Regions from separate parts of the Homo sapiens genome. Here all the other regions are linked to region 1. A link is a loop called in an ENCODE intact Hi-C map of the cell type or tissue named here. Cell type or tissue: mammary epithelial cell. All regions are shown on one strand. Region 1 has its middle 14 kb from the start of UTP11. Region 2 has its middle 24 kb from the start of RRAGC. Region 3 has its middle 130 kb from the start of RRAGC. Region 4 overlaps LOC105378657 (a long non-coding RNA gene). Region 5 has its middle 66 kb from the start of NDUFS5. Region 6 has its middle 110 kb from the start of LINC01685. Region 7 has its middle 39 kb from the start of RRAGC.

Region 1 (4,000 bases):
CAGGGCTCCCTCTCCTACACACCTATATACACACACACATACACATACACACACACACACACACACACACACACACCAGCAGTTAGCCCTGTCACTGCCCCCGGATTGTCTTATTAGCCAGAGTGGCCAGGCTGAGACTAGAAAGCCCATCCTGCCACTGCCAGCCTAGTCTCCATCTGCTATGGAGACCATCTGCCCCTGGCGGGGGGCTGGGGTGGTCTACAATGCTACCAGCCAGCAAGAGGAGGGGGTGCTGCCCCCTAGGCTCCATGTGCCAGATGGACCTTCTATATTCCACCTACCACTCCACCTCAAGAACCCTCTGCCAGGGAGGGACACCTGTCCCAGACCTCCTGGGATCAAAATAGCTAGGGAGGGGAGATGGTCCCTTCCTTCCCTGGTCCCTCGCCACCCTGAGTTCACTGTCCCATGCCCTGGCAATCCATCTCTGGGCACTGGAGACCACAGGCTTCAGAGCTGCAGGGCCCTGCAAAGGTCCTCCCCTGCCTATAAGCAGGAAGGCAGGTGCTGCCACCTCCAAAGGGGCTGTCCCCAACACTCCACTCAGCCTGACTCCAACCCCTCCCCTTAACCCCTCCATCACTGGTCTCAGTGTCTCTGAGCAGATGAGGAGAGAGGATGGGGAAATTTTCAGTGCTCTCGGGACAAGTTGTTTCTGCTATAGAAGCTGGTTTTTTTGGTTTGGAAAGGTGTTTTTTCTTTTTTCCACCCAGTAATGTGAAAACATGAAACCCGAAACCAACCCCCTACATTTGTCACCTCTGAGAGAAGCCTTTGGGGTAACTGGGAGAAAGCTGTAAATGACTCAGGCTGATTCAGGGCAGGGGGGTGCTGCCCAGCTGCCTGGGGCACCACAGTTTCATTAACCCGATCTGAGCATGGCCGTCAGGTGACAGATGCAGGGAGGGGAAAGGAAGCCCTTTCCATCCTCTGCTTACCCCTAAACACAGCAGTTCCCTTGATATATTCCTCTTGCCTAGAAAAAGCTGGGTCCTTAGCTCCGTTCTGGACGAGCCTCTCCTACCACCACGCAGGAGCACAGGGCTGGACTGTGCAACCACCCCAGCCCCAAGCAGTTTGTTCCCTTTGCATTAAGCGAAGCGGACAAGATGAACAAGGAGACCTAGGTGTATGCTTCACCTAGGAGTAGACTGGACAAGACTTCCTAAATGTGATGATGATGGATCCAGGAATAGGGAGCCAGGAAATTCCTTACAGGGAGCCTGAGAAGCAGCGGAGACGTTCTTCCCTCTGGCCAGAGCAGTTGAGGAAAGAACAGGCAGAAGCATGAACTAGGCAGCCTCCTCTACACTCCAACCTCTCAGCAGTAGGCTTGGGAAGGGAAGCTCTGCCTCCCTTTGTTTTACAGCTTCTCTCTGATCCTTCCCTGCACTTTTTGCTGAGACAGACCTGTGGAGACCTGGTTGGGTACAGAGGGCGCACCCTCTGACCCGGGGAGGCAGCTGCACAAGCCCAAGAGGCCTGCCAGGTCCACTTCAAGACAGTACTTCAGGTCCGCCCCCAATTCCTCCACTCACCTGGGGCTTTGAGCCAAGACTCCCACCCACGATTCAGCCCGCCCTTCCCCAACACCCTGCACATAAGGCTCCGGGAACTGGCACGCTGGGAGAACTTGAGCGGGGAGCCCAGCACCACACACCCACTTGCCTCACTGTTTCAAGTCCCAACAGGCCCTGGCCTCACCGGCCTCCACAGGTAGGCAGAGCGAGTCTGCATCTGTTGGCTGCCTTCCCTGCTGGAGGACGTGCAGCTCTAACTGCTCAGTGCCCCACCGTCAGCAGCATGGGGGAGAGGACAGTGAGCGACAAACAGATGCTTAAAGCTGCACGGAGGGAGACCCCTCCCAGGTCTGGGTGGAACCACCCTATGGGAAACTTGGGGCTATGTGACAGAGACCTCCCTGCATGGTCCTCACTAGAAACAGGAAGGAAAAGCACCTTCCTGCCCAGTCTTCCTCCTGGGGCCACACTCATCTCAAACTCAGGGTGAGAAAATCCCATTTCTTCATGGGAGCTCTCCCCCCTAGCATTAAATTCAATAAGCAAACACATGCAAGTACTTCCTAAGTACAAGGACACTTTTGAAAGAAGACAAGTGTGCTGGGTGGGTGGACACCAAGTCCCTGAGAAGGAATCCCAGCAAAGGGGCAGCAGCTCCACCTGCTGGGCCCTTTTCCACCCTGGCACCAGGAAGCAGTTAGAAATCAGAAAAAGATTGGCTAGGAGCAGTGGCTCATGCCTGTAATCCCAGCACTTTGAGAAGCCAAGGAGAGGTGGATCGCCTGAGATCAGGAGTTCGAGACCAGCCTGGCCAACATGGCGAAACCCCGTCTCTGCGCCTGTAATTCCAGCTACTAGAGAGGCTGAGGCAAGAGAATCGCTTGAACCCAGGAGGCGGAGGTTGCTGTGAACCAAGATCGCGCCACTGCACTCCAGCCTGGGTGACAGAGCAAGACTCTGTCTCAAAGAAAAAGATGAACTTATTCAAGAATAAAGCTAGGGCTTGACACTCTCCTGCTTTGGTGGGAAGGGCCCTAGGATGCAGCAACAGACTAAGACTGAGCCAGGCTTACTGAATTCTCTGTTGGACAGACCTGAAGGGTCCACATCACCATAGAACTGCTGTTTGGAGACTTGGTTTGTACAAGAGACCTGAGCCAAACAAGTCCTGACTCAGAAAATCCCTCCAGCTCCATAGGCTGCCCACAGCCCCCTTGGCACAGCTAGAGCAGTATGCCACCAACAGCCCAAATCACCCCTAGGCCAAAAAGGGCGGCTAAGCAAACAATACTCTTCCCTCCCCAACAAGCCAAGAGTCTAGGGTCCCACTGAGTACCAAAGCGGCAAAGCCCTGGCCAATTCTCAGAATACATGGGGCTGGGGCCTGTCTTTGCTTAGTCACAGGGACAGCCAATCTCTTTGCTTAAAATCCTTGAGTCTTGGAGACAGCACTCAGTGTAACAGCAATTCAGAACACCCAGCTCCCCTTACAGCACTCCGATTACCTTCAGCCTGGAACTCACAGTACACCAAAAGGATGCACTTTCCTGCTCCATTTGGCCTGGGAGTGTGGCTCTTCAAACGTCACTGTTTGTGCTCCTGTGCCAGACGGTGTGTAGGTATGCCTGTACCTGTTTATGAGGCCTGAGTTATATGTGCCTTGTGCATCTGTGAACATGAGATTCCATGAGGCGAGCCTACCTTCATGTGGGTGTGTGGTTCGTGAGAAGGCATTTAGGTCTATTCCCTATCCTCTCCCCCACTTTCCCACCCAGCAGGGGCAAGAGACGGAGCAGCAGCATCCAGCTGTTTGACCCCAGGATCAGACTGCTGCTTAGTCTGCTCACTCCCCTGTCTAGTATCACTATGATGAGTCCCTTCCCTGGTTTGATCCTCAAGTCTCTAAAACTTTCAGCATTGACTGAGCTCAGCACCTCCCCAGAAGGGAGTGCATACACACAATGGGAAGCATTTCCTTCCTGAAGGCAAAACCTACTGGTTTCTGTTTCCTGACCCTTCTTGCTGTTTTCCAGGGCCCCTGATTTAAATTCCACTGGGTACACCCTGAGGAAACAGGCTTCTAGTCTAGGCTTGTACAGGAAGCTCACAGTCATGGGCACTTATTAAGCATTAACAATTTTCTTTTAAAGCCTTACAATCCACACATGGCTGTTCTCCCTCCTTGGTGTAAGGGCTACGCAAGCCCCCCAGAACCCCGCTCCCTGTTCTCCCATGTTTGCTCTAAGCATGTTCAGTCCTGTCCTTACTGTCCTTGGCCTATAATCCTGATATGGGCAAACAAAGGAAGGAGAGAACCAGAGAAGAGAAAGAAGCTGGCCAACACACCCAGGGGTCCATATTCCCAGAGTGAAGGTCTGCACCAAGCTATTCTAGCCTTGGAATTGTGAGTTGGCATGGAGTGCAGAGGACAGAGACACAGCCAGGCCTATACTGATTTG
Region 2 (4,000 bases), 810 kb before region 1:
TCTATACAAACAGGTTGGGTCTAAACTAATCAGAGAAAAATAGACATTAGTTTATCAGTGGGAGGAAGACAGATTGAAAGATCTTTAAATTTTGTAATTGGACTACTTTAGAAGCTGTTTTAATTCTGAAATGGAAATCACAGAAACAGCTTGAAAAAACTCTTGTGAAACTATCTAATCCTGTCTTCTTTTTCAGATTTTGGAAACAGGTGCAGAGGGATAAGGAGCCTTGTTGAGGCTGTAGCTAGGAAGACTGTATAACTTAAATTCCAGATACTGTTGAGAGTGGAAGGGATGCCATTAGTAAGGATGCCTGAGCAGCAGGTGTGAACTGGCACTGTTGAGGGTACACTAAGGGTGGCCAGCCTCATCATAGATCTAATTAGTGGCAAAACAGGGCTTGTCCTCCAGGCCTGGCAGCCCAGCGTGGCATGCCTTTACTTGCAGCCTCCGGCCTTAGGCTCCCATTGGTTAAATGGAGAGAATATTTCAAGATGCATGTGGTACATAGATGCCCAATAAATGTTATGTTTTCCTGTTACTGAAAATTATAAATTCAGTCAGTGATTAAGGAGAAGTCTTTAATTGTGAAATAGAAAGTAAATGTGAAAGGAGACAACTCAGGATGAAGAAAACGGAGAATAAAATGATCAGGGTTTTGCTTGAAATGTTTTGCATCCCAGTGGATGTTGATCTCTACCAGTCTACTTCAAAGAGAACTAGGACAGATGGTTAAAAAATACCTTAAAGTCTTAAGCAGCAAGGTATTTTAGCTATTTCACATACCACCACCTCTCCCATTCACATTCATATATACACACACATACATATATGCATGTATATAATATCTCAATATAGAATGCTGGAGGTATTTGGGAGTTAATTTACCTTCTACATCTTGAGTTCTGTGTGGAGAAATGATTTAAAAGATAAAATCAAGCATTGTTGGAGAAAGCACTGTGTGTGAATTTTGGACTTTGGTAAGGATCTCTATCCTTTGTTTTGCAAATGCTGAAAGCCCTTCCAGTTATTCAAAAGAGATTATTAGTACCACTGTTTTCCATCTAAGCTAGTAAGTAAGCTAGTTAGTTTAAATGCTCCCCCTGTCCCTCTTGGGGGTCCCAAAGGAACATAGTCTGTAAGGGGAATGTGGACAGCAGCTGGGCATAACTGGAGAGGTTTTTTTTTTTTTTTTTTTTTTGAGACAAAATTTCGCTCTTGTCACCCAGGCGGCTGGAGTGCAATGGCGCAATCTTGGCTCACCGCAACATCCACCTCCCGGATTCAAGCGATTCTCCTGCCTCAGGCTCCTGAGTAGCTGGGATTACAGGCATGCGCCACCACACCCGGCTAATTTTGTATTTTTTCGGTAGAGATGGGGTTTCTCCATTTTGGCCAGGCTGGTCTTGAACTCCCGACCTCAGGTGATCCACCTGCCTCGGCCTCCCAAAGTGCTGGGATTACAGGCATGAGCCACCGTGCCAGGTGAGTGTTATTTGTTAATAGTAACTTCCCGGAACGGTACATTAGGATACTTTGGATACAAATAACATCCAAGAAGGACTTGAAGGGAAAGCCAACCACCACTAATTATTTTAGGTGGTTTACGTGTATTACCTTGTAATCTTCACAACTCCTTGGGAAGTAGGTGTTATATTCCTATGTTACAGAAGGGGAAATAGATACAGAACGGCTCAATTGTAAAGTGGTAGAGTTAGAATGGGAACCCATGCAGTTTGATTCCATAACCTGCAGCCGCAAACTACCACTCGACCTTCCTTTCCTAGTAGGGAGGGCGAGTTTGCTCACTGGTGTGTTTTGAAAGAAAGAAAACAACAACAACAACAAAAGGATTCTATAGTTAAGTTTTGGAAACTTGCAATCTGTAGTCTCTCTTTGGAGATTTTCTACATACAGTCAAATATGAAAGGTTCTGAGAAGACCTGCAATAAGGAAGCCTGTTTACCTTGGTTTATATCCCATGTTCCTAGGTTTATTTGACACATTAAAGAAATGCATATTCATTCAATCAGTGTGTAATAAATTCACAGTTTTGAAATGTTTTCATGAGATTGGAAGTATGATTTTTACACTGTTTTCCAAGTATCTTAATACAACCATCACCAAACTGGTTTCTTGGATGGCTAGTTCAACACCTGTCTTTGTAGGTAGTGAGCAGGAAGCATATTTAACTACTCTGTAACATTTCCTCAGTATCTTTACTCATTTAAGCCAGATGTGCTGCGAAGCACAGGCAGCTTGTCTACCTTTTCAGCCTGTTTGGTGATGGTGTCCAAGTCCTTAGTGTATGGCCTCTAGGTGGCAGTGTTGTATTATCTAAACACAGCTTCTTGCTTTCTGGCTTCTGCATGTGTGCTCTGTCCTGAAAGTTTGTATTGCCCGTATCACCTAAGTGCACACCTAACTTAGAGATCCAAAAAATTCCTGAAGTATTTTCCCTAGGATAACATTCAGGACTGATTTGAGACATCTTATTGGAAGTGGAGCAGTTGATGATTTCCACTTTTTAGTGAGGGGTTGGGTAAAACGAAGGTCATTAACATCATTTGCTTTATGTATTACTAGTTACAAAAGGGCCTTAAGACAGCTGTAGCCACATTCCTATAGCAGGCAGAACTTCTTGCTTCCTCTTCTAATCCATCTGTTGTAAATGTGTGTGGTCTTCAAGACTCCATGGAAAGAAATGCCACATATTTGAATTAAAATATCTGTTTTCACCACTTTTCTTTGTGTCAAATGAGGTTTGTTGAAATTATTTCACACTTATGCTTGAGAGATAAAATATGGCAAAGGAAAAGGCTGCAGAACCTTATCCTTCCATGGGTACTTATTTTTCCTTTTTTTTTTTTTTTTGAGACAAGGTCTTGCTCTGTCATACAGGCTGGAGTGCAGTGGCACGATCATAGCTCCCTGCGACCTCAACCTCCCAGGCTCAAGCGATCCTCCTGCCTCAGCCTCCCGAATAGCTGGGACTACAGGCATGCACCACCATGCCTGGCTAATTTTCTTTTTAATGTAGAGATGAGGGTCTCTCCATGTTGCCCAGGCTGGTCTCAGACTCCTGGGATCAGGCAATCCTCCACTGCCTCAGCTTCCCAAAGTGCTGGGATTACAGGTGTGAGTCATTGCTCCCAGCTTGTTTTTCTTTCTTCTAGAGCCATGTAATTGCTTCACAATCCCCAGCTGTGACTTTGCTCTGCAAAGACAAATTTTAGTGTAAAAAGAACTAGATACACCAGTGCATCTTCAGACCTGTTTAAAATATAATTGAGAAAATTGCAAAGGACTGTTATAATGAGGAACTGAATGGCAGGAAACTAGTTGTTCCTCCCCACACTTGAAAATGCCAGTTACTACCAACGTGTTGCCCGCAAAGTGCTGCAACTTCCACTTTAAGATTCTTACACTTTAAAATGCATCTTTTGAACTGATCAAATATATATATTTGTTATTGTGTGTTTTGTTTTGAGATGGAGTCTCACTCTGTTGCCCAGGCTGGAGTGCAGTGGCGTGATCTCGGCTCACTGCAACCTCCACCTCCTGGATTCAAGTAGTTCTCCTGCCTCAGCCTTCTGAGTAGCTGGGATTACAGGCGTGCACCACCAGGCCTGGCTAATGTTTTGTGCTTTTAGTAGAGATGGGGTTTCACCATGTTGGCCAGGCTGGTCTCGAACTCTTAACTTCAAGTGATCTGCTCGCCTCGGCCTCCCAGAGTGCTGGGATTACAGGCGTGAGCCACCACACCCAGCCTGGACTGATAAAATATTAGAAGGCATGTGGGAGACAATTAATTTGGTTTATTACAAAGTAACCTGCCGAACAGACAGGAACTTGACTTAGAGAAATGGAATATTAATTTTCTACAATATTCTTTTTGCTTTTCTTTAAAAAAGAGGTGCTGGCACACACATTTTAGCAAATTGTGAATATTCCTTCCTTTCTTTCCATGGCCTCTCTCTTATCTCCATGCAAATTGGCA
Region 3 (4,000 bases), 700 kb before region 1:
TGCCTTGTGGAACAGGTGCTGGAAGGGGCATGAATAGTTGCAGGAAGACTAATTAGGACACTTGCAGGGGTCCAGGTGAGAGACGATAGTGATTTAGAACTGCTGGTGACAGTGGTGAAGGCAAGAAGTGGTGGATTTAGCACTTCTATTGGAGGTTGAGTGGAAAGAACTTACTGATAGATAAGATGTGGGGGACGAGGAATACAGAGGATTAGATTCCTCCCTCCCCCAGCTGAATTGATGGTGGTACCATGCTGCAGGTGGGAAGACTTGGGGAGGAATTAGGAGTTCCATCTTGAGTACCTTGTCTGTGAGATGCATCCAAATTGATTGACAGGTTGCTAGTTACCTGATTTCCAGAGGGGACTATGGAGCTCAGTACCTGACTAAAGGACGCAGAGTCGTCCTATTTGTGGGGAGCACTAGCAAAATGATTTGCATGCATGACAATATAGAATGGGGAAAAATCTTGGCCAGCTGGTAAATTTGGCAGCACCTGAAAAAAGGAATTCAATAAAGATGAATGAAAGTTTTTAAAACCAAAGATAGAATAGGGATGGGAAGGTGGGGAGGAACATGGGGTTTAGCAGAAGTACTTTGCATTATAAAAGGAGAGGTTTAGGGACAAGTAATATGAAGAGGATGACAAAATGTGTGTGTGTCCTTGAACTGCCTCCATAATAGAGAGAGTCCTGACTTGGGGGTCAGTCAGATCTGGGTTCTAAGTCAGACACCATCGCTTACAAGCTGTATGTCTTCTGGCCAGTTACTGAACCTCTGCACACAAACTCAAAGATTTTTTCTCCCCAAAACATTGAAGTCATTAAGTAAAAACTAATTTGTTTCCCATCTTTTGTTGAGCAAAGATATATCAAGCTGCAGCTTGAAATGTCAGGTCAGCTTGAGAGAGTGTGACCACATGAATTGAAATAATTGCAGCCAAAAGCAAAGGCATTTTTCTTGAGGCACAGGTCTTATCTTGCATGAATGGGTCATTTCAGCTGTGATTTTTAAAACCTTAAGACAAGCTTCTGTACCCTTGAGGCTGTCTTTTCAGTTCCCAGGTTAGGGGCCAATGTGCCATTTCCCAAGAGCATCCCAGGTGAAAATATCTGGGACACTCACTAACCTTGACCACTTCTGTAATTGAGAGGGGATCCAGGGAAACAGAGGTGCACTCTTTCTAAGAATTTAAAGACCTCTACATTTTAGGAAGAGGTATGCAATACTTTCCATGTCTACATTTTAGGAATGGCTGTAGGAAAGGGTATTGGTCATCCCTTCATCTCCATCCATTTTTACATCTCCCTAGGAATGGGAAGAAACTTTCCATTGTGGGAACTAGCTTGGATTATTTCTATGTGATGTTACAGCATCTCGACTTAATTCCAAATCTAGTTGTTTGGTCCACGTAATGCCAAATAATGCTTGATACTTTTGTCCCTGCTTGATTTTACGGGTTGATGGCTAGTACACGGACACAGTCCATGATGAATCAGCCATGTTTCCCAATATGTTTACTACAGGCCAGTGCTTCTCAAATTTCAATGTGAACCACCTGCACATCTTCTTAAAGTGCAGGCTCTGATTCAGCAGGTCTGGGTGGGGCCTGAGAGTCTGCATTTCTGACTAACTGCCAGGCAATGCTGCATCCTGCTTGTCTGGGAATCACACTTTTAGTAGTGAAGTTGCAGAAGCCTAATCTGTTAGTAGAACACAGGTTGCTCAAGAAAAAAGAAGGAGGAAAGGGTCCATGGATAAAGGTCAGGAGTAAATGGCATACCTTACTGGCATCTTAAAGGCCCTGAGAAGTCCTGCAGGTACAAAGAAACTGTTTACTTGTTTTACTTAGGGTCAAATTCATTTGATGATGAAACATTTTTGTTGTTGTTCCCAAGGAAAACCTATTAATGTTCAGTGGAATTAGTTTTCTGTGTATCAGAATTTGAAAACAATTTAGCACGAGAGACACAGATTGTCCTACAACTATGTTGATTGTAAATGGGCCAGTATTCGACTAAGGCAGCCACCTGGGAAAGTGCCAGTGTGTGATGAGTAAAAGCTTGGGATCTGAAGCTGAGTCAAAACCTGAGGTTGAGTCTTGGCTCTCCATTTGGGGTCAGTCAACTTCTCTGAGCCTTGATTTTCTACTGTATAAAATGGGCATAATAAAAGACCCTGTACATGGACACTGTTACTATAGTTGCCTGGATTAGCAAAACAGATGATATTGAGCATCTTGGCTAGAGTGAAAAGTACTCAGGCCAGAAGAAACCCAGGAGAATAGTAATATATGAAGAACAGAAGTTTGAGCAGGAATGATCCCTGGAGACTGATGCAGAACCCTTAATTATAGATTAACTTCACTGCACAGTGGGAAGAATTCACCCAAGACCAAGGACCAATTCACCCAAGCAGCAGAGAGCAGACCAGGACCCAGAACCCTGGTCTGAGCCCACTGCCCTCCAATCCACCTTGCCAGAGCCTCACCAAGTCACCCAAAGAACCCCCTCAGGTTTCCTGTAAGGAGCTACCTTTGTTCCAAACACAGCTTTTTGGGATGAAAACAATCTTCATGCATGAAGTCCAGAATTCACGTGGTTCTTCTGTCAGCACTGTGTTTGAAGCTGTGGGACATAGCAGGAAAAGGAGCAAAGGTTTTGTGCATCAGCACCTTTCCCCTGGAGGAGCCAGGCACGGCATCCCCATCACAGCCTGGTTAGAATCCTTGGGATTACCAGGGCTTCTGTGGAAGCGGTGGTGACCCTCCTACAGAGACAGTGCCTGTGGCATCTGCAGGATGTGGTGCAGCCCGAAGAGATCCTGCAGAGTCAGGGCCAATCTTGCAGAGACTAGGGAGTGCCCCCAGCCCACCAGGGCACTTTTCCTGTGGCAAAGCCTGCTGGGTTTGGGAGCAGGAAGCTGCTGCCAGGTGAGAGGTGGGAGGGGACTGGCTGCCGGAACCCCAGCCTGGTCCTTACCCCCTCTGAATGCAGGCTAAAAGGATGAGAAGCAAATGAATGCCCCGCACTTCTCTAGCCCGTTTTCTTTTTTTCTTTCTTTCTTTCTTTCTTTCTTTCTTTCTTTCTTTCTTTCTTTCTTTCTCTTTCTTTCTTTCTTTTTTCTTTCTTTCTTTCTTTTTCTTTCTTTCTTCCTTCCTTCCTCCCTCCCTCCCTCCCTCTCTCTCTCTCTCTGTCTTTCTTTTTTTTCTTGAGACGGAGTCTCACTCTGTTGCCCAGACTGGAATGCAGTGGCGTGATCTCAGCTCACTGCAACTTCTGCCTCCTGGGTTCAAGCGATTCTCCTGCCTTGGCCTCCCATGTAGCCGGGATTACATGCGTGTGCCACCATGCCCGGCTAATTTTTGTATTTTTAGTAGAGACGGGGTTTTGCCATGTTCTGGTCTCTAACTCCTGACCTCAGGTGACCTGCCCGCCTCGGCCTCCCAAAGTGCTGGGATTACAGATAGGAGCCACTGCGCCCAGCTGTTCTGGCCTGTTTTCTATGTTGAGCCTTAGAATAGCCATGAAAGGCACCTCAAATTATCAACATTCCTATCTGAGGGGGGAAAAGAGGCTCCAAGAGCAGGATGACCTGTCCAGGGTGCTACGGGCTCGGACTTGACGCCCAGGTCCCTTTGTACTCCACCTCTTAAGCCCCAGCCTTGTCTTCACACAGTCATCTTCAGACAACCCAAGTGGGTGCATTTGCCGTGATAGCTGAGAGCTGTTACCTCCTAGCTAATTTCCTAAACACTATCTATTCCTCACCCTCTCACTCTGGGTGGGAAGGCAGAGTCCAGGGAGCATAGATGAGGTGCTAGGGTGGACAGAAGGAAACCTGGGGTCTTGGGACAAAAGGACAATCCAGGAAAAAAAACCTCAGCAATGTCCTAATCACATGATGCTAACATGGGAGGGAGCTTACAAAGTTCTTTCACATCCATTCCTCGGTTCTTATAACAGCCTCATGAGTGGGCAGGGCAGGGTTTATAATTCTC
Region 4 (4,000 bases), 470 kb before region 1:
TCTGGACCAGTAACTAGATAGGGACTGGATCAGTCAGGGCCTCCGATGTCCTACTGAGGTGGCTGGGATTTTTGTGAAAACCAGAATCGAATCACTTTATGATTCTCTGCTTAAAAACTGTACACACCATCAGAGGGTACAGCATCAGTTCTGTGCTGCATGACCTGCTTATGCTCTTCCCTTTCCTGGACCACATTTTGCTGTCCCCATATTCGTCTGTTGAACTCTGATCTATTCTCCAACAAGTGTCTGAAGCCCAACCACCTCTGAATTTTTTCCATGACTGAACATGATCTTGCCTTCTTCTCATCCGATGCTCATAGCATCAAATGCCCCTTTGAGGATGTGATGTCTCCTTTCTGTACTTTGTATTAATATTTATATCTGATTCATTTTTTTTCTTCATCTAGACCTGCACAAGGCCTGGCACATAGCAGTGGTCAAAAGTTTGCTGAACTAGAGTCTGCTTTTGACCCCTGATATGGGTTGAATTATGTTCTCCCAAAAGATATGTTTAAATCCCAACCCCTGGTACCCGTGAATGTGACCTTATTTGGAAAAAAGGTCCTTGCAGATGTAATCCTGTTAAGATGAGGTCAAATTGGAGGAGGGTGGGCCCTAATCCGATATGACTGGTGTCCTTGTAAGAGGAGACATGGCTCACAGAAGGGGGATGTTATAAAGATACAAAGGGAAGTTGGCCATGGAAAGATGGAGGAAGAGTTTCAAGTGATGCTGCCATAAGCCAAAGAATGACTGGAGCTATGCAAAGCTGGAAGTGGCAAGGAGGGACCCTCCTCTAAAGGCTTGGTAGGGAGCATGGACCTTCTAATGCCTTGATGTCAGACTTCTGGTCTCCAAAACTATGGGGTAATAACTTTCTGTTGCTTTAAGCCCTCTAGTTTGTGGTACTTTGTTATGTCAGCCCTAGGAAGTGATACCACGCTCCTTGCTTCTCCCCTCCTCTTGTCTCCCTATATTGAGCCATAGTACTGTTCCCCGGGGGTTCTGGGCCCTGACAGCCATGCCAGGGCCTGGTCCCTCCAGCTGGGCCCCTCCATGACTCACCACAACCACACATATCTCCTTGCTTATTGTCAAGGCCTTGCTTCCTGGTGGCTGGCCAATTTGTATGCCATCATTTGCTCTTGTTTTAGTATACTCTTGCTTGGGTAATAGATTTGAATTTTTACCTGGGCCTTCTAGAGACTAAAAGCTTTCACTTCCAGGAAGTGAGGAGCTATTCCAGCATCATGGAATAGCAGATGGAAGACCTGATAGCAGAGATGGAAAGAAAAAGTCTCAGAAGAAGTGACTTGGCTAAGGTCAAACCACTTTATCACGTGTTCATTAATTCAGCAGATACTTATGGAGCACCTACTCCGTGCCAGGCACTGGGCTAGGTGTGGGATATACAGCAGTGATTAAAGGTAGGATAAGACCAACAAAACCTGCCCCTACAGAGCCCAGAGCCCAAAGAGGAGGTCGCTGCTTGCTATTAATCAAAGAATCACCTAACTAGATGTAAAATTACAATAGTGATAAAGATTTATGACAGAGAGGTATATGGTGCCATGAAATCAGGATGAAATTGAGAAACTGGATGGAGATTTCAGATTAGGATGGGACTTTTTGATATGTGTGCATTCATGCCTCTGCTGTTACGGATGGGAACTGCACCCTGCCTATGGACATGGCTCCTTGTGAGCAAAAGAAAGAAATGATCTAAGTATGTTCTCCAAAGTTGTGGAAATCCCTAAGAAAAGGGCCATACACTTCTTAAAAATTTACTTATTCCTTTATTCATTCACTGATGCATTCAACAAACATTTATGGGACACCTTCTATGTATCTGGCACTGGCTAAGGGTTCTGGACACACATTCAGCTCCCTTAGCTCAAAGAACACACAGTCCAGCCAAAAAGGCAGACATATGAACAAGCAGCTATAATCTAGTGTGGTAATGATATAACACAGAGGTAGGTTCAATGTGCTTTATCTGTAGGACTGTAATCCTGTAAAAGAAGGAAAATCCAGGTACTGCCTTGAAGGAGAGGCAAATTTTCATGGGGAGAAGTGAAGTGGAGTATGCAAAGAGAAGGAGATCCAGGCAGAGGACACAGCATGGGCAAAGGACTGGAGATGTGCATATTCGTGAAGTGCTTGGGAAGTGGCAGGTAAGTTTCATGTGGCCAGGATGCTGGGTACAGAGTTGTGGGTGTTGGGAGGCCAGGGTGAAAAAGACCCAGCTTTCATGTTTCCTGTCAATTCCTTTCCTTGGGGTTTCTTGGGCAACATATTCTGTCATTTTCCACTGTGGAGTTCCCACCCATTTTCAAAGTTGTAAAAATATTTTTGGTAAATGTTCTTTTCCTTAAACAAGCCAAACTTAAGACATCACAGGGCGGGACCCACACCCATGTCTCTCCTTTTGCCCTGCATCCTAAGATGATATAGTGAAAGAACGTGAACCTTTAAGTAAGACAGTCTTGGATTCAGAGCCTGCCTCTGCCGTTTACTAGCTGTTTGGTTATGGACAAGTTATTTATCCTCTCTAAGCCTCAGTTTCCACCTCTGTATAATGGGGATACAAATTCCTACTTTGCAGAACCCAGGAAAGTGCCAGGCATGTAGTAGCCATGCAATAAATATTCTTCTTTGAGATTCTGTAACTGAAGAGACCATCAGAAATGGACCAGCTGTTTCTCCAAAGGCAGGAGTCAAGGTTGCTACCAGGTGCAGGCTGAAGAACACCATTTCCTTTTCTTTTAGTTTAAGTGTCTTTAGAATGAGCAAATGCAATGTCTTTCCCGTGAGGTCTCTTTACATCGAACTCAGTTGAGTCTTTGATTAGCACCAAAGCCTCATTTTTCACTTTCGACTGGTCTCCTCCCTTTTAACATTTGAGCTCTCAAGACGTTCTTTGTTTCTGTTGCACAATGTGTGTGTGTGTGTGTGTGTGTGTGTGTGTGTGTGTGTGTTGGAGGGAGGGGATACAAAGAGGAGAAGTATATTTTTAGAGCCATAGAGGAGCTGGCAGAAATTGAAAATAAGGTTTTCAAGTTCATATGTTTATGCTTTAGGAGAGATGTAAAAGGAAAAGCTCAGTGGCAGGCTGTATGTCCTGTTCAATATCTAAGAAGATTTCTGAGACATGCCTTCTGGCATTCAGATTAAAAGGCACCCCTGCCCACTTGCGGCCAGCCTCCCTTCCTCTTCCCTTCTCCCAGCAGGGGCAGGGGCCTGCATTTACCAGGTGGGTAGCGGCGCTCAGGGAGGAGGAGGAGTCTGGTATGTCAGTGTCCATGCTCGGGTGAGCAACCTGCTTCCTCGGGTGCTATGATCAGGGCAGATTAATCCCCAGAGGTGGTCGGTGCACAGTTAACATTTTTGCCTCTTATTTTAATTAAGGAGGGCCAGGGGATAGGGTGTTAGCATGTCTAATGGGACTGTGTGGCATGTGCTGACTGCCCGAGGAGTTTCAGTTATTAGCACTTGTTGAAGACTTTCTAGATAATTAAATACCACATTAATCATTGCTCTGAATGGACATAGATTTTTATTTCTCATCTCAACTCCTTGCATGCAGTAGGCAAAGTGGCTCCTGGACCTGGTGGCTCCCCAGCACACAGGCGGGATCTCACCCTATTCATGCCCACTTTCAGTGATTTTGTGGAAAAGAAAAGATTCTCCCAGACATTTGCCTTCGTTGTTCTGACAGCTGAAGCTCTCTTCACAGGCACATTAACATGACCTCATTAGTTTCTGCATCTACTCTTCTAACCACATAAAACGGAGTGCAGTAGGAGCCAATCATGCTAATTACATCAGATCGGTTTGCATATTCATAAACCATTTTCTGTTTTATGGACAGCAAAAATAAACACAGTATCTCTTTAATAATTTTAAGTGGGTCACTTTCAGGACTGTATCTGTTTTAAATAAATTATCATATTGTTAAAGGCCACAGTCAAAAGCTATTTTTTGAGCAGCCTGAGAG
Region 5 (4,000 bases), 1.1 Mb before region 1:
TCCTGCCTCAGCCTCCCGAGTAGCTGGGATTACAGGCATGCACCACCACGCCCGGCTAATTTTGTATTTTTAGTAGAGACAGGGTTTCTCCGTGTTGAGGCTGGTATCGAACTCCTGACCTCAGGTGATCTGCCCGCCTGGGCCTCCCAAAGTGCTGGGATTACAGGCGTGAGCCACCATGCGCGGCCCGATTTCTTTCTTTTTTCTTTTCTTTTTTTTTTTTTGGAGACAAAATTTCACTCTTGTTGCCCAGGCTGAAGTGCAATGGCGTGAGCTCAGTTCACCACAACCTCCACCTCCCGCGTTCAAGCGATTCTCCTGCCTGGCTAATTTTGCTTTATTTTTTGTGGAGACGGGGTCTCACTATATTATCCAGGCTGGTCTCGAACTCCTGGCTTCAAGCGAGCCTCCCACCTTGGCCTCTCAAAATGCTGGGATTACAGGTATGAGTCACTGCACCCAGCCAGCACCCCATTATAGCCAGTCAGTCAGAAGCACAGGTAAAAAAAATCTGAGTCTTGTGATTGGCATTAGAAGTGGAGTGGGGTGGGGCTGGGCACCGTGGCTCACGCCTGTAATCCCAGCACTTTGGGAGGCCGAGGCGGTGGATCACCTGAGGTCAGGAGTTCGAGACCAGCCTGGCCAACGCGGTGAAACCCCATTTCTACTACAAATACAAAAATTAGCCAGGTGTGGTGGCGCACGCCTGTAATCCCAGCTACTCAGGAGGCTGAGACAGGAGAACCCGGGAGGCAGAGGTTGCAGTGAGCCAAGTTCACACCACTGCACTCCAGCCTAGGCAAAAGCGCAAGACTCCGTCTCAAAAAAAAGAAAAGAATCCCTTGGCCGGGCGTGATGGCTCACACCTGTAATCCCAGCACTTTGGGAGGCCAAGGTGGGCAGATCACAAGGTCAAGAGATTAAGACCATCCTGGCCAACATGATGAAACCCCGTGTCTACTAAAAATACAAAAATTAGCTGGGTGTGATGGCGTGTGCGTGTAGTCCCAGCTACTCGGGAGGCTGAAGCAGGAGAATCACTTGAACCCGGCAGGCAGAAGTTGCAGTGAGCCGAGATCGCACCACTGCACTCCAGCCTGGTGACAGGGCAAGACTCCGTCTCAAAAAAAAAAAAAAAAAAAAAATTAGCCAGGCGTGGTGGCGCGCACATGTTATTCCAGCTACTCAGAAGGCTGAGGCAGGAGAATCCCTTGAACCCAGGAGGCGGTGGTTGCAATGAGCAGAGATTGAGCCATTGCACTCCAGCCTGGGCAACAAGAGCAAGACATCATCTCAAAAAAAAAAAAAAAAAAAAAAAAAAAGAAGTGGAGTAGGGGAATGTCTTGGGGACTGAACCCTCAAACTGTGAGATCTGATGCTATTTCCAGGTAGACAGTGTTGTAATTGAACTGGAGGACACCCCGCTGGTGTCCACTGCAGAACTATTGTTTAACTTGCTGGCGGGGAGAAGTCCCCACATATCTTGGCGTCACAGAAGTCTTCTTGTGTTGATTGTTGAGTAAGAGAATGGAAAAACAGGAACTTGCCAGGCGCGGTGGCTCACACCTGTAATCCCAGCACTTTCGGAGGCCCAGGCGGGTGGATCATGAGGTCAGGAGTTCAAGGCCAGCCTGGCCAAGATGGTGAAACCCCGTCTCTACTAAAAAATACAAAAAAATTAGCTGGGCATGGTGTCAGGCACCTGTAATCCCAGTTACTCGGGGGGCTGAGGCAGAGAATTGCTTGAACCCGGGAGGCGGAGGTTGCAGTGAGCTGAGATGGCACCACAGCACTCTAGCCTGGGCAACAGAGAGAGACTCCATCTCAAAAAAAAAAGAAAGAAAAGAAAAAAGAAAAAACAGGAACTGTGTTTTTTCCACTGACAGCGGTGTATGAATGAAATAAAATTGGCCATGAATTAATTGATCATTCTTGTTTCTGGGTGATGGGGGTTCACTGTACTATTCTCACTACTTTACTATGTTTGAAATATCCTGAAAAGTGCCAGGGCTTTGGAGTTAGGCTGACCAGAAACTCAGCACTTGAATAACTGCAAAGGGCATATTGTACATGTTGAGGGCCAGGGGGCGCCATGCACATTAAGTAATGCTGAATCCCAGCTCCATTATTTGCTCAGTGTATAACCTCAGACAAGTTACTTAACATTTCTGTTGAGAATAGCAACTACTTCCCAGGGTTCTATGAGGATTAAATGATGTATGTAAAATGCCTGGCACCCATCTAGGACTCTACACAGTGACTTTACCAGCTATTATTCACCGGAGGAACCCAGCTGGCACCAGCTCTAAGGTGCTCCTAAACTGAGTCCAGAGTTCACTCCCCAAACCACCGTCTAGATTCTTTAGTTCCTAATTCTCACCAGCTGTTCTCTCTTCATTTTCCTTCTTTCCTTCCTACGAAAGCCAAAGAAAGGAGAGCAAGAATAGATGCAAACCACCGGGAAGTGCCCTGTCTCTTCAGGTTGTCCTGGCTAATTCCTATTTCTTTTCCCAGCCCCAGAAGAAATACTATCATTGCTCTAAGCCAGGGAGGGGCAGGAGTAGAAGTGCCTTCCCTTCCAGAACTTCCTCAAAACTCTTTGGACTTGCAACGTAGCTCAGTTCATGCTGCATTCTAACGGTCTTCATAGGCAGGAGCTGGGCTCTGAAGTGCAGTCTGAGCCTAGAGCAAAGTAGCCCTAGGGATATTTGTTAAATAAGCAAGTGTGTAATCAGTGAATAAGCAAGGGGATAAATCAGCACATTCATGAATCTATGAACAAGTGTATGAGTGAATGAATGATATTCATGAAAAGAGCTAATATGTATCAAGGGCAGCCGGGTGCAGTGGCTGTAATCCCAGCACTTTGGGAGGCCAAAGCAGGTGGATCACGAGGTCAAGAGATTGAGACCATCCTGGCCAACAAGGTGAAACCCACCATGGGTCTCTACTAAAAATACAAAAATCAGCTGGGCATGGTGGCGCACACCTGTAGTCCCAGCTACTCCAGAGGCTGAGGCAGGAGAATCGCTTGAATTTGGGAGGTGGAGGCTGCAGTAAGCCGAGATCGTGCCACTGCACTCCAGCCTGGTGACAGAGCGAGACTCTGTCTCAAAAAAAAAATTATCAAGGGCTGAATATATAGCAGGTACTGGGCCAAGCATCCTACTCCCAACTACCTTATTTAATCTACTGTGCAAGTCTCTGAGGTAGTGCTCTTGCTCCCCCATTTTAACTGTAAGAAACTGAGGCTCAATGAAGTGACTAACGTCCCAGGGTCACCCAATTAGCAAGTGAGCAATGAAACTAGGGCTCCAGCTGACTCCCAAAGCCAGCCCTTTGCGTGAATGAATGGAAGAGTGAGCACATGAAGAAATGTGTGAATGAGTGGGGGAGGGCATCCCAGAGACATCCACTGAGGCCCCAGGCAGAATCCTCCCCTGACCACAAGGCAAAAGCCTGGTATCTTCTGGGGTAGGGGTGGGGCACAGCTTAAGACAGAAGCTTCAGCTCATAATCATCACCCTTCAAGTTATAGGGGCTTCAGACCTTCCCTGTAGCAGTATCCCAGATCCAGGCAGAGATTCCAGCAAGGGACACCTATTCTGCTCCTACAGGAAAGCCAAGACAGGGCTTTCAGGCTGGCAGGCTTGTAACTGACATGTGGCAACAAGCAGTGGCCGGGCCAAATCATGGCAGGCCCTAGCCACAGCAACCAGAAAAAGGAGGCCAGCCAGGCTCCATATAACACTTTAGTGATGATGGATCTGTTCACAGACCTTTCCTCAAGGGGAGGACTGCTGAAATAAAGAACAAGTGCAGCCCTAGATCCTGCTGCAGTGTCAGCTACTCTGGTGGCATCTAACCCCTGAGCCCATGAGACTGAGAAATGATGGCCTTCCACAGTCCCCAAAGTAACCAGTCCTTCCTCTGCATTCCTACCTTCAGCCTAGGCTTCTCCCATAACAAACAGAAAGGCATGAGCCAAACTGCCATTCCA
Region 6 (4,000 bases), 560 kb before region 1:
CAGTATAGATAGTTGACGATTTTCACACCCATGGGTGCCAGTCCCAATTAGTCCATCTGTGTAGTGCCCGCCCTGGGCAGCTAGAACCTCTATGCTGGGGGAGTGGAGGGTGTAGGGAGAGAGGAGAAAACCTGAACAAGGCCAGTCCAAGGCTGAGAAATACACTCCCTTGTGGGTTTGATCCTCAGGAGTCATTGTCCACAGGCCAGAGGGGAAGCAGGTTGGATGTGAGCAGCAGAGTCTTCTGAATGCTCTGATTTGGAGTTTGGCCCCTGGCCAGAGAGGTCCCCTGGCTGGGTTCCTTCCTACTGTAAAAGATTTTTCAGAACAAGATTCAGGGTGATGTAAATGAAGCCAAAGCTGTGGAGGTGAGAGGAGTAACCAGGCAGATGCCCAGGACAGTGCTCCACTCCCAGGGCCCTGGGGGAGTCTGCAGCTTACTGAACCCCTGGAGGCTTGGCCCAGAGCCCTGAACACAGGCCAGGACTGAGCTCAGAGTGACACAACAGCTTGCATGTTCTACCCACCGGTGGGAGGGGTGGGTGGGGCTCCTGATTCCCAGCCAGGTCCCAGGGCCTCTCAGTGGGTGGGATTGGGGCACAATGTGTGAGTAATGGGGGTGGTTCTCTGCCCAAGGCCAGAGCAAGACAGGCCCAAGAAATCATAGGTTCAAACCTGCCTGTGATCCAAGGCCCTTCTATGGAAGCTACCATCCTGTAATCCCAGGCCTTCTCTCTGAGGCCAGTGAAACCTCAAAGAGGTCTAGGCAAATGAAGGAAGAAGTATCTTGAACATAGAAATCACTATTGTTTCAGTCATTCTATGCCCACGACCTAGCCCATGTTCCTTTACAAATTCTGATGGGGCCTGATGTCAGTGGCCCAGGTGCAGAGAATGACCCTGCCTGGGGTATGTTGTGGGAGCTTGAAACTTCCCAGGGTGGGTGGTGGGGTTGAGAGGTTGTGGACCTGCTATGGTGAGGCATTACCACAGCATCTCTGGACAAACTGAGCCATGCAGTGGGACCAGGTCTCCCCTCTGTCCGGGGTTAGCCTTCCTTCACGGGTCATAGACAGGCGGCAGCATCTTGCCAGTCTCCGCATACATTCTCTGTGCACCCCAATTAGCAATGGGCAGAGAGAGATAGGCCATCACTCAACCAACACAGGCCTTTTGCTGGTACTTACCATGACATAAAAACTGGGACGCAGGAGGATGACCTCTGACACGCCTCAGCTGGCAGTCTCCGAGGCAGAAGAACCCACTGGACTTTGGCGATCCCAGAACTTGAGGACTGTACAGAGAAATTGATAGGGAAACCTCAAGCAACGAGAAACGTGTTTTCTCTTCATCAATGGGCTGTGAAAAAAGGAATCCCTGGAAGAGAGTTACAGGACTTTTTGAGAGAGCACTTTAGAAAGATTCTCTATAAACAAATGTTTTAGGGGAAAATATTAATTCATTTTAGAAGAGAATGTTAATTCATGGCATTATTCCCAAGTCCAAGAGTCCATATGTAATTCCATCTATGGTTGCACATAAGACATTTGGGAAGATGAGAATGTGCGTGCATTACAGGACACCAAACAAACCAACAGTGATGGAGACAGCATGCCCTGAGTTTGGAATGCCTTAGAGAGCTTGGCAGAAATGCAGGGATGTTCAGGGTTGTTTAGGAGTGGGATTACCAGACACTCCTGACAGAAAAGGATAAAGAGAAAGCATCCTTCATATGTCTGGCAGGACTTAGCAGATGGAGAGGACACATCTGGATTTCTGGGCCTGGCCAGTTGCCAGTGGCTGTTGGGGAGGAACCAATGGGAAGTCCAATGTATTTGCAAAATGTCACTCACTTATAAGGACTCAGTGAAGCAGGAGCTTCTGTAAAGTGCAGGACAATTTTGAGGAGATGGAGTTGAAATCATCGTTCACTGGGCAGTGTTCATTCTTTGGTGCTATGTAGAATACAGCTTTATTTATTTATTTATTTATTTTTTGAGACAGGGTCTCTCTCTGTCACCTAGGCTGGAGTGCAGTGGTGCAATCACCGGTCACTGTAACTTCTACCTCCTGGGCTCAAGCCATCCTCCCACCTCAGTCTCCCGAGTAGCTGGGACTACAGGAGTGCACCATTACGCCTGGCTAATTTATTTATTTTTGTAGAAACGGGGCTCCACTATGTTGCCCAGGCTGGTCTCAAACTTCTGGGCTCAAGTGATCCCCTCACCTTGTCCTCCTAAGGTGTTGGGATTACAGGCATGAGCCACGGTACCTGGCCCATAGAGTACAACTTTCTGACAAGGAGGGAGCAGAGATCTAAAAAGGATGTCATCTTTACTGGAAGATTCAGCCTCAGAGGACTAAAGACATTGAGGGGATTTGGGGGATGCTTTAAGCAGTTTGTCAAACGTTATCCTAACAAGGAGCAAACTTCCCACAGATTTGATCTGTGTCTTGCTGCAGTAGGGGCTCCTGACAGCAAGGGGGCAGCCAAGAGCAGCCCTGGGGTGGAGAGGGAGGCTAGAAATCACTGGCCCACGGACCCAGCCAGGGAACCAGGCAGAAGCCTGCAGGCAGGCATTCGGGACCGAGGAAGTCAGCACCCCAAATGACTCTGAGAGCTCCAAGACTGCCTTCCCTCTACACACTGCTGCCATCTTGGAAGGACTAGAGACCGTGCTAAGCCAGGAGGATCCTGGGAAAGGAAACCTGTGTTTTGGTTGTGGCCCAGCACATAACAAGGAGGAACCAACTGTGGTTCCTGGAATCTCATGGGTCCCCCATTCCCAGTGTAGGGGAAGCTGTCCAATTCCCAAGGTTGGCAGTTTCCATCGGGCCCCTGTTCTCTCCTTTTGTGGATGATCTATCTAGCACAGTGTTTCTCAGCCAGGGATAATTCCCTGCCCCGCCCCCATCGACACTCCCACCTCCCCGTAACCCACCCACCCACCCCGTGCTCCACTGTGCCCCATCCCCAGGGGATGTTTGGCATTGCCGGGAGATTTTTGGTTGTTACAACTTGCGGGAAGGGTGCTCCTAGCATCTAGGAGATGGAGGCCAGGGATGATGGTAGGCACGCACAGGATGGCCTCACAACAAAAAATTATCCATCTCAAAATGCCAACAGTGCTGAGGCTGAGAAACTCTGACCCAGAATTATCTTGCTGAGTTTGTTTTCAAAGGCAAGTGCCAGGCTTCAGGCTAATTTTGCCCTCAGTCTAGCCAACACCACCGTCCCCGAGGCAAGATGTCCTGGGTACTTTCTTAGAATTGGTGAGGAAAAATTACAGAGAATAAAATACGCATCATTTCTCTGACTCTCTTACATCAGGGAAAACAAAATGTAAATTAAATTTTCAATCCATTATTCTGCCACACCTTCAACCTGCCAAGCTTTGAGGTTCCTAAGGACTTCCAAGTCAATGATTTCGGTTTTTAGTTTAGTTTTTTTTTTTTTTTTTCTACTTTCAGCTTCATGCATCGGTGTGGGGATGGAAGCTGAAAGCGTGGGAGTGGATGAGATCACTCACAGAGCATTTTCTGCAGAGTGGGAATTGCAGAGGAACAAGGACAAAACCCCAAGGACTGTAGACACTTAATAAGGGGCCAAGGGGAGGAGGAGGGACAAAGAAATTCCTGAGGAAGGAGGGGAAGGAGCAAAGTGAGAAGGGGGAGGAGAATTTTATTCAAGCATATTGCACATTTTTAAAGCGCTTACTATGTGTCAGGCACTGTGCTAGAATCCAGAGATACTGGTGTGTGGGGATTTAGGGAGTTCCAAGGAAACGAGGGATCCATTCATTTATTGGTTCATTGGTTCATCCGTCTGTTCATACAACAGCTATTTATTGAGTGCCTACTATGTGCCAGGCACTATTCTGGATTCTGAGGCAGATATGTCAGTGGTGATCAAAACAAAAGTCCCCCCCTCAGGCAGCTTGCGCTCTGGTGAGGAGGATACAGAAGAACAAGGTGAAGAAACGTTGCTAAGAAGTGAATG
Region 7 (4,000 bases), 790 kb before region 1:
CACAAGACATTCCCATTCTCGGAGGGTCTGCTTTGTTGCAACCTCTCCATAACCAGATACATCAAAACCTACCTTTTACACTTCCTGGGGGAGTTTGAGCTTCTTCCTATGAAAAATGAATAATAAAATCCTCCGCTTTCATCCTAATGGGGTTAGTAGGAGGTGTTCAGCTTTTTATAGCTACCTAGATGATCGAAAGAGGCAGATGAAGCCATCACAAAATTAAGGAAGAGGTCATCATTAGAAGACCAGAGACCAGAGTCTTTTAAAAGCATTTCTGGTCTTAATTCAAAGTGCCTCTCTGGAGAGCTTTAGCAAGCTGAGCCCTTGGGTTTTCTCTGTTGGAACCAAAGCTTTGGTAAGGTGAGGGCTATAGCAGGCTTCTCTGCAAGGCCTGTGGAAGGACCAGTCCCTTCAGAGCAAATATGACATTTTCAAGATGGATTATCTGGTAGATACTTAGGCCTGTTTCCCTACGTCAGGCAAAAGCCTTCTGCCCTTGTGAGAAATGAATAAATGAATGAATGGGACCTCAGGTGTTTTCGTAGCCCTGCAAAATGGCTTCAGAGGTTGGGCTGGCAATTGCTGCGGACCAAATGCTCCTGGGATCTCAGCGATCAGGCAAAGTGGGAAAGCAGGAGGCCTAGCTGAACTCCTGGAAACAGCATACAAATGGATTGTTGTGTGTGCTCCTGGCTTGGACAGCGCAGCTCTAAATCTGAATACAAAACAGAGAAGATGCTCTTTTGCTCCTTTCAGACTAATGATTTTGTCCTTTTTCCCTCTCCTCCTCATTTTATTTCTTCATCTATAACATCTGCAAGAGGGCAGCCAGACTAATAAAACTGCGCTAAGCTCCTCTAATGCCAGCCATTGATCCAAGGGTGGGACCCGATTAATCAATGGGATTTTAGCGGTGTTCACATCCCCGAGGGACATCAGGCCCAAAGACATTTCTTGTCTCCGCAGAGGGGAGGAATCTGAGAACTGATGGAGTGATTCTCTAGCTGTAGATTCTGGAGGTGGTGAAAGGCAGGGTGCCAGCCCCCAGAAACAGTCTGTGGCAGTATCAGAGGGCCACCTTGGGTGTTTGATGGCTTTGCTTTGGGGATGTTCACTTGTTCTGGCAGTGACATCACTGCAAGATGTGTGGGATCCGAGGCACCTGTCACATGACCACAGACCTGAGAAGTCATCTCCTGTAACCCCTGCCATTGTGCAGTAGAGGAAACTGAGGCCCAGAGAGGGAAGGTCATACAATGAATTAGTAATACTGTAGAACTAGAGTGCAAGTCTCCTGGGCTCAGCTTTTTGCCTTCCCAGTGTCTGTAAGGCTGAGTCAGGATCAGAACCTGTTGCAACCATCAAATGGTTGATACAAGCAGTGATAGAGAATTCAGGCAAGATACAGACACCCAAACTGAAGAATTCAGTTTGAGAAAATTATAATGCATTTTAAAAATAGGCTGGATGTTCTTTTTCTTCCTTTATCTTTTTATTAACATTTTTAAAATTTGGGGCTATTACATATGTAAAAGTGCATAAAACATAGATACAATCTGACAAATAATTTATAAGCAAATACCTTTGTAACCACCACCCAGGTCAAAAATGGAGTATTGCCAGCCTCACAGAAACCCACCATATGAGCTAAGAGTCCTTTATCTCAACACTCTCTCTCCTAGAAGTGATCATGATCTTAATTTTTGTGATGATCATTTCCTTGCCTTTCTTCATAATTTTACACCCAAATAGCATATTACTGCCTGCTTTAAACTTTATGTAAATAGAGTCATACTGTGTGTGCTCTTTTGTGTCTTATTTCTTTGATCCAACATTGTGAGATTCCAACACTGTGAATTATTTTAAAGAAATCTACTAGAACACTGCCCTGTGAAGTAAAGTGTGATCCTTAACATAGCTCAGCCTAGGGTATGGGTATTGCAACAAGGGTACCCCAAAGAGGTTGTTTTTGGACTTTGTTCCTGGTTGCTCTGACCAAATATCACTTTTTTTTTTTTTAAGCTTCAGGGACCTGATTGTTTCATGAATTCCCTCAAAATATACACTAATTTAAGGGACATATAATTGTGTGTGTGGAGGTGGTGGGAGGTCCAAGGGGCAAGGGGTGGCAATCCCAGAATTCCTTACTTTGCAAAGGAGGCACCTGACTCAGGTTGTGAGCCCACTGGGAGCAGGAGTTGTTTTATCTGTCTTAAATCCCCAAGGCCCAGGATGGAGTCAGTCTATAGGCGGAGATCAATAAACATTTGTCCAGTGAACACAAGAATAAAGGTCACTCAGCTTAGGCCTCCGCGGGACGCCTGAATTTCCTCCACAGTACAATCTATGACTGTTTCCTTGGTGGTCTGATGGAGGCCCACCAAATGCAAAAAATCAGCTTGCTGGTAGAGGTAGGAACCTTGATCATCCTTGATACATTTGTGTCTTACATTCAAAAAGACCTTAGGAAGGTCAGTATTAACCAGACGTGCTATTTCTCTAGAAACTATATAAAGGGAGTGTGGGAAAGAGAAGCTTTTATTGAAAACAAACAAAGCCTGCAATGTGCTTTTGCAGGGAGTTGTGGGAGAGCTGGGTAGGGCCACTCCAGGTCTCCTGGCCCTGAGGTGGAGGCCCTGTGACCACGGAAGCTTCTCTAGGTAGCTCTGAGCCCACTTCTGGGGTCTCTTGCATGCCTCCTGTCAACTCAGGAGAGGCAGCTGAAAACTGAGCCATCTCTGCTGCTCTGGTCAGCTGGACAGGCTGCATAGTTTGAAGGAAAGTCCTTGTTTTCTACCTCCTCCTGCCTAAGATCAGTGACCCGCCCCCCCCGGGCTCCCACCTTCCCCAGCCAGGTCAGGCATCAGAGAGCTACCATGGCAGCCACAGATGCAAATGCATATTGCTTGAATTATTTATTTTATTATTTTTTTAAAGCTCACCCTTTAATGAAATACCTTAAATATGTAGGGTAGTCAAGACTCACAAGAGAAGGCTAGACTCGATCCCTTCAGCGCCCCTTCAGCGCCCCTTCAGGCTCTCAGAACTTTGATGGAAAACATCCCGGAAGCTAAAAAACTGTATTTACCTTCCCCAGCCCCACCCCTACCCCTATCCCGGACACTGTAATTTAGAAGCACGCGTTTATTTGTAGGATTATTCATCGAGTCAATCTTCCCCACCAGATGTGATTCTCACGATTGTTTTTTGACTGCCAATGGTCAGCTAAGGGTTTAGTAGGTATTTGGCGATGGGGAAGCATTGGTTGCATGCATGATGGGTGAATGCTGAGGGGTCTGACTCGGCTGTGGATGGAAGGAAAAAGACCTCCTCCACCACCACCCGGGTCTCAGTGAAGGACGGGTTGGGAGCGCTCCAACAAGAACCACTGCCTGTCCCCCAGCCCGGACCCGCGGCCAGGGAGGAGGCCCCGGGGAGCCCTGGAAGGCGCCGCGGGGAGGCCTGCCTTCCTGGAAAGCCACGCTTGGAGCTGTCTTCAAAAGCGGCGACGCAGCCCCCGGCGTTTGAGCACGAATAAATCATTAGCATTTTATTTACAATTCTGGGTTTACAATTCCTGGAAAAGGATCCTGCTGTTCAGTGCGGATTCCTGCTTTGCAGGATTTCCCCAGCGCCTCCTTCCACCTCTCGTCTAGGGGGACTGGGTTCCTTAAGACTTCCCTGGACGGGAGTGCGGTGCGGAGTGGATGGGGCGGGTGGTCTCGGGAAGGAGGGGGCGCCGTCCCTCGGTCCTGCGTTTCCCGACGACCCCGAGCAGAGGAGTTGTATCCTCTCGGTTTTACCGAGAAAGGACGGTTGATCAAAGAGGGCTGGGCGTGCCCAGGGTCACACAGCTCGCTCTGAAGCTTGCGCCTAAGTCCCGGGTCTGGGAACCCCGCCGCGCAGCCGCGGACCCGGGAGCCCCCAGCGCTCGGCCCGGCTCCGGTCCCCGACGGCGCCCCGCGTGGCCGCTAGATGGCAGCCTTGGTCTCCGAGG

Evidence for each region. A loop is a pair of places that touch in the nucleus more often than their neighbours do. Peaks named below come from ENCODE experiments on the same cell type or tissue, not always from the same donor. Only the 100,000 strongest peaks of a DNase experiment are listed, where the experiment ranks them.
Region 2: a loop joins it to region 1, with 8 times the contacts of the local background. A loop is called at or near these places in 69 of 110 quality-filtered maps.
Region 3: it touches region 1 in a loop (2.9-fold over the local background); 2 of 110 quality-filtered maps call a loop at or near these places.
Region 4: a loop joins it to region 1, with 2.5 times the contacts of the local background. A loop is called at or near these places in 6 of 110 quality-filtered maps.
Region 5: it touches region 1 in a loop (8-fold over the local background); 4 of 110 quality-filtered maps call a loop at or near these places.
Region 6: a loop joins it to region 1, with 18 times the contacts of the local background. A loop is called at or near these places in 22 of 110 quality-filtered maps.
Region 7: a loop joins it to region 1, with 8 times the contacts of the local background. A loop is called at or near these places in 75 of 110 quality-filtered maps.

The regions. Positions count from the first base shown.
Region 1 is chr1:38,025,003-38,029,002 of GRCh38, reverse strand. No RefSeq gene overlaps it. Among named protein-coding and RNA genes, the nearest start is that of UTP11, 14 kb to the right of the region's middle. RefSeq lists enhancers at 261-310, 1,130-1,681, 1,682-2,234, 2,401-2,900. In mammary epithelial cell, CTCF peaks have their summits at 300 and 2,192 (motif pointing left); DNase peaks (open chromatin) are centred at 812, 1,712 and 2,192; H3K4me3 peaks cover 158 bases; H3K27ac peaks cover 2,562 bases.
Region 2 is chr1:38,833,746-38,837,745 of GRCh38, reverse strand. No RefSeq gene overlaps it. Among named protein-coding and RNA genes, the nearest start is that of RRAGC, 24 kb to the left of the region's middle. In mammary epithelial cell, a CTCF peak has its summit at 2,300 (motif pointing right); a DNase peak (open chromatin) is centred at 2,325.
Region 3 is chr1:38,728,757-38,732,756 of GRCh38, reverse strand. No RefSeq gene overlaps it. Among named protein-coding and RNA genes, the nearest start is that of RRAGC, 130 kb to the left of the region's middle. In mammary epithelial cell, no CTCF peak of the experiment used is centred here; a DNase peak (open chromatin) is centred at 1,616.
Region 4 is chr1:38,498,173-38,502,172 of GRCh38, reverse strand. It overlaps LOC105378657 (a long non-coding RNA gene), which reads left to right. Exons shown (of 4, transcript XR_947210.3): 2 at 2,006-2,177. Among named protein-coding and RNA genes, the nearest start is that of LINC01685, 25 kb to the right of the region's middle. In mammary epithelial cell, a CTCF peak has its summit at 1,664; no DNase peak of the experiment used is centred here.
Region 5 is chr1:39,090,628-39,094,627 of GRCh38, reverse strand. It overlaps a transcript of MACF1 not described here. Among named protein-coding and RNA genes, the nearest start is that of NDUFS5, 66 kb to the right of the region's middle. In mammary epithelial cell, a CTCF peak has its summit at 2,087; a DNase peak (open chromatin) is centred at 2,087.
Region 6 is chr1:38,585,723-38,589,722 of GRCh38, reverse strand. No RefSeq gene overlaps it. Among named protein-coding and RNA genes, the nearest start is that of LINC01685, 110 kb to the right of the region's middle. In mammary epithelial cell, a CTCF peak has its summit at 2,479; a DNase peak (open chromatin) is centred at 522.
Region 7 is chr1:38,818,313-38,822,312 of GRCh38, reverse strand. No RefSeq gene overlaps it. Among named protein-coding and RNA genes, the nearest start is that of RRAGC, 39 kb to the left of the region's middle. RefSeq lists silencers at 2,782-2,949, 3,840-4,000. In mammary epithelial cell, a CTCF peak has its summit at 3,980 (motif pointing right); no DNase peak of the experiment used is centred here; H3K27me3 peaks cover 229 bases.